Linked DNA regions of Homo sapiens: region 2 is linked to region 1. Evidence: read pairs that join two places in POLR2A ChIA-PET (ENCODE). Cell type or tissue: CD4-positive, alpha-beta T cell. All regions are shown on one strand. Region 1 holds the start of TBC1D14 (TBC1 domain family member 14). Region 2 holds the start of KIAA0232.

Region 1 (2,500 bases):
CCACGACTACCCTCCTCATCTAGCCTCAGTGCGTGAAATAACCAAGGTGATGCCCAGGGACCTCCAGTAGGGGCAAAACGCACCGGTGCCTATAAAACCTTCCCAAGCAAAGCTTCCAATTCCACGCTAGAGAAAACGGCGTCCTATGCAACTTTAGGACAGAAACGACTTCACGTGGCCTGGTCAGGCGCGGTCACCCCGGGGCTCGCAGAGGCTGGCTCTGGAGTCCACAGGGTCATTCTCCTATCCTCCTGACCAGCTGTTCCCATCAGGACCGCAACCCACAGCCTAGAGAGACTCCTGGCGGGAGGGAGACCAGGAGTCCCCGGACTTACTCCTCAAGGCAGCTACCCCGGCCCCGAGACAGTCCCCGGGCCAGGGTCTTCGCGGCCCGGTAATGGGAGGCTCCAAGGCGGAGGCAGAGAGATTCCCTAGCCCAGGGACAGACGGTTCGCGTGGGTGGAGGTCCAAGGAGGTCAGGGCTCCGAGATGAAAGGGGGTTTCGCGGGTCAGGGGCTCCAGGGGTAGAGGGGTCAGAGATGAAAGCGGGGTCAGGGGCTCCAAGGAGGAGGGTCCGCTGCCTGGGGACTGAGGGTCCGAGGTGGAAGGGGGCTCCGGGGTCGGGGTCTGGCGCACCGAGGCGCCTCTTCTCAGGCCGGGAGCCTCGCGTCGGAGTAGGAAAACTTTTCGTCAAGTTCCGTAAAGGAGCGGGACACAGCGCGCGCCTCCGCGAGGGCCGCCGAGTCCCGAGAGTCGCCCCCGCCCCGGAGGCCCCGTAACGGCACCCCGGGCGCCACGCACGCGCTGCCCTGGCGTGCAGGAGCCGCGGCCGCGCGGCGAGGGACACCCAGCAGGACCCGCGCCCGGCGACCTGCCTCGCCCCGGCCGCTCCCCGCCTCGGCCGGCGCTGCAGCAGGTGGCGGCCCCGCGCGCCCTGCCCTCCCTCGCGGCCCGCGGCCCGGCCCTCGCGGGAGGCTCTCAGTACCGGAGTTAGCGCGGCTCCGACGCCATCCCCGGGACCCGTGGGCCCGCAGCCCAGGCCCCGCGGGACCGGCAACTCGCGCGACGAGGACGCCGGGCACGCGGTAGGCAGCGGGTCCGACCCGCAGGTGCGCGCGAGCAGCCCGCGGCGAACAGCGGCGCGCACCCTCGCTTCGCCCCGCCCCCTCGCCCGCCCCCTGGGCACGCCCCCACGCACTTGCGCCCCGCCCCCTGCCGGCCCGCGCCCGTTCTTCCGCCCGTGCCGCCGCGTCTGGAGCTCGGCGCTCGCCCGGCTGTCCCTCTTCCGGGGGCCGCCCGCCGCGGGCCTCCGGAGCGGCGTCGCCGGCCCTTTTTTTTTGCCGGAGAACCAACCGGAGTGGCGAGGAGCTGCCTTGAGCGGGCCTTTGTGCCCGCAGGGCCCCCACGGACATCCGACAGGGGGCCCCTTACCTGGTCGGCTCCACCCGCAGCCATCTTGGAAGTGGGAAGCGGCCGGGAGGGGGAAGGGGCTCGAGCGGGCAGGGCTCAGGCGTAGGGAGCCGAGCGGCGGAGCGCATCGATGGGGCTCCCCTGCCCCGGCCGGTGTGCGGGAGACGGCCCGGGCCCCGCCGCGGAAGGGAAGCTTTGCGTGACACCGGAGCTCAGGCCCCGCCGCGGTGGTCTTGGGAGCGGCGCCGTGGCGTCCTCCCAGCCAGCCTCAGTCTCTTAATCTATAAAGGGCTTTTCCGAACGTTCTCTCTTATCGCGCTGTGACACGGTGCCTGGCGCTGTAGTTCCCAAACTGGTCTGCACTTTAGTATTGCCTGCGGAGCTTTTAATATTCTGAAGCCCAGGCCGATTAAGTCACAGTCTCTGAAGATGAGATGGAAGCATCATCAGTTTGGGAAGCTGTGTAATGTGCACGCGGGTTTGGAAGCCACTGGCCTGGCGTTATCTGCATATTTGGCCTCAACATTGCACAAACTCCAGAGACGGGATCTATGATCAGAGCCATTGTACAAAGCGGGAAACGGGCTCAGAGATGAAGCCCTCCGCCCAAGGACCCGGGTGGGTCAGTAGCTGAGAGGGGCAGAAGCCAGGTTCCCTGCCCCAGAGCCCTCCATGAGCTGGTAGAGAGTATGTGAGGAGCCCCTGTTGACGGGCAGTGGGTCTCCATTCCCCTTCTAGGCTGTGGGTTCCATGAGGAAAGCCGGGCTTATCTTGTTTACTGCTATTTTCCCTGGGCCTGGCAAATAGTTGGTATTTGACGTTATTGGGTTGTCGTTAGACTCTGGGGACTTGAGGGCAAGAGGAGAGACCCAGCGCTGGGAGCCAGAAGTCCTGGATTTCCACTTGGCTTTGGCTCCTGCCAACCAGGAGCCCTGAGGGTTGTCACTGGCAGATAAATTACCAGAGAGGAAACCCGGGAGAGACTGACTGCAGCCCAATCTAAGGGAAGACTCAGCCACTCAGAAAGGTCAGGGGCAGGAGGAGTTTCCGCATTACAGGAAGCATCTGGAAGCATGAAATGGAAGATTTG
Region 2 (2,500 bases), 130 kb after region 1:
AAATCAAGACAGTTCTGCCATGATTTAGGGGTCTGTACCAAGAGTTCGGCAGGTCCTGTCACCTGCGCACCACAAGACGCAAGCTGAATTCTAGGGCAAGACGAAGCATTCCAACACGACACACACTGGTTTCTCCAGCGGGAAGAAGCAGAGAGCTCTAGAAATGCCGGCTGCAGACGCGTATTGTTGGAAAGGAGCCGGATCAGGCCCCGCAGCAACTCGGGGCGCCCTCGCGACAGGGTTTGCCGCGCAGCGCACGGATGACTGTGGGCCTGTCACTCCTAGCTCCAGCTGTAACCTTCGCCAAACCTTGCGCCGCACCGGCCCCGCCCGCCAGGCCCGCCCCCCGCGCCGCGCCCCGCGCCATAGGCCGGCGCGCCAGTCGCTCAGCCGGCCTCCCGGCCCCGCCCGCCTGCGGCCCTCCTCCCCCGCCCGGCGGTTTTCCCTTCCCGGGGCCCCAAAAGGACAATGCTGGAGGGGAGGGGAACGGAGGGAACGCGAGCGAGCGGCCCAGGCTGCCGGCCTGACCCCGCTGCCGGGGACGCCGGGCGCCTCCCACCGGCCGAAGCCTTCCTCCCGCGCCCACTTTCGGGGCTCTACGTCCTATCAAGTCTAAGCACCCCCGCCTCGTCTCCCCTAGAAGAGCCGCCCCGGCGCGGCGACACCTGCCCCAGGCAGGAGGCAGCCAACGGCAACCCATTGTGCGGACTCATCGTCCACAGCCCACCCGGGCGCAAGAGCCGCAAGCTGGTGTCCCGGCGTCCTGGGGTCGGGGCGGGGGTCCCAGGGCCCACAGCTCACCCGCACGCCCGGGCACCACCAGGATCGGGGCCGGTCAGGCCTCCCTCGGCTGGCCCCGGAGCCATCAACAGCGGCCCGGTCTCCCTTAGGCTGGCCCCGGAGCCATCAGCGGCGGCCCGGCCTCCCTCAGGCTGGCCCCGGAGCCCCCGGCGGCGGCCCGGTCTCCCTCAGGCTGGCCCCGGAGCCCTCGGCGGCGGCTCGGCCTCCCTTAGGCTGGCCCCAGAGCCCACGGCGGCGGCCCTGTCTCCCTTGGGCTGACCCCGAAGCCTTCGGCTGCGGCCCGGCCTCCCTCGGGCTGGCCCCGGAGCCCCACGGCGGCGAGCGTCCGGCCTCCCCGGCCCGCGCCCACCCGGCCGAGGGGCTGCTCCGCGCCCTCCCTCCCCGCCGCCTGCCCGCAGTACCTGCCGAGGCTGCCGGGCGGCGCGGCGGCCGGCGGGGGCGCCTCTCCTCTGGCTCCGAGGGGCTGCGGGCGGCTGCCGAGCGCCGGGCGGCCCTGGCCTGCGCCTTACGTAAAGCGGCGGCGGCGGCCCCAGCGCCACTCCGCGGAGGGCGGGAGGCGGCGCGCCGGGAGCCGCTCCGCTCCGTTACCCGGCAACTGGCCTCAGCGCCCCGCCAACCAGGGGCGCGCTCCATATCCTTCCGCCCGGGTGCCGGGATTACATCAGCGCCGGCCGGTCCCCGCCCCTGCCCCTCCCTCCGGCTGGGCTGCGGGCGCGCGCGGGCGGTGGGCCGCGGGCTGACGGCGCGAGGGGACAGGCCGGGGCTGGTGCCTGGCGGGTGGGGGTCTAGGGCCCGGGACGCGCCGTGCAGCTTGGCCGGGGCGGCGGAAGCCGCTGGGAGGTGAGAGGGCAAGCAGTAGAGAGGGCAGGCAGGAAGCGGGAGCCCCCCAGCGTGCTGGGCGTCGGAGAGGAGACGTCTCCCGCGGAGGGGCACGTGGGACTGCCCTCGGCAGAAGCCCCCGAACTCTGCCGCCGCGCCCCGCCCCCGGCCCGCGCTGGGGAAGTGGGGCTCGGCGTGCACGGCCCCGCCCGCGGCCCGGTGCAGCCCCCGCCTTCCCGGGCTCGCGCGCCACCTGTCCGCGCCCCCTCCTCGCCGCGTCCTGGGATGGCTGGAGTAGGCGGCTTAAAATAAAGACTTTAATTTTTTGTTGTTGTTGTTAAGGAACCCAGAAGACAAGCTAAAGAAATGTGACATGGCTCTTTTTTTATTAACTAGGCAAAAATAAATTCTGGAAGCTTCGAAAGTGGAAACCAAAAATGTGCATTAACCTTTTAATCAAAGTGTCTTCACAGCCACCTACCTTCCCTAAATGTGACTCCTAGGCCTGTTCTAAAAAAGCAAATAAGTATCATGGACCTGGAAAAGGAAGGGAGATTACTTAGAAGAAAGAGGTCCAATGGGAGGAGTGACTTACCTGGGGTCATTTGTTCATTTATGCAGCACCCACTAGGTGCCAGGCACTATGCTTTTCTGTTCAGAACCTGTTGGAGAATTTCCTGCACCAGCTCACGGGCTTGTGGGAGAAGCAGATGCTGAAACACTGGAGAGGGGTCATCTGCTGAGTTGGCTAGATGCTCCATGCATCCATGGAAGGACAAACCGAGGAACTGTCGCTTACGTACTATCTACAGAGTGTTTTTTCTGCGAACATATCTTTTTGTTCTTTACAAAAATCGTGGGACAAATCTTTGTCATCCGC

What was found. Peaks named below come from ENCODE experiments on the same cell type or tissue, not always from the same donor. Only the 100,000 strongest peaks of a DNase experiment are listed, where the experiment ranks them.
Region 2: POLR2A ChIA-PET joins it to region 1 with 13 read pairs; 12 of 35 experiments call an interaction of 5 or more read pairs at or near these places.

Annotation. Positions count from the first base shown.
Region 1 is chr4:6,908,437-6,910,936 of GRCh38, reverse strand. TBC1D14 (TBC1 domain family member 14) reads right to left here and starts at 1,111. Exons shown (of 14, transcript NM_020773.3): 1 at 986-1,111. RefSeq lists an enhancer at 375-444 and a silencer at 685-1,744. In CD4-positive, alpha-beta T cell, no CTCF peak of the experiment used is centred here; DNase peaks (open chromatin) are centred at 66, 1,286 and 1,486; H3K4me3 peaks cover 2,286 bases; H3K27ac peaks cover 1,168 bases.
Region 2 is chr4:6,781,544-6,784,043 of GRCh38, reverse strand. It overlaps KIAA0232, which reads right to left and starts at 1,317. Exons shown (of 10, transcript NM_014743.3): 1 at 1,203-1,317. RefSeq lists silencers at 228-997, 1,058-1,937. In CD4-positive, alpha-beta T cell, no CTCF peak of the experiment used is centred here; DNase peaks (open chromatin) are centred at 353 and 1,403; H3K4me3 peaks cover 1,857 bases; H3K27ac peaks cover 922 bases.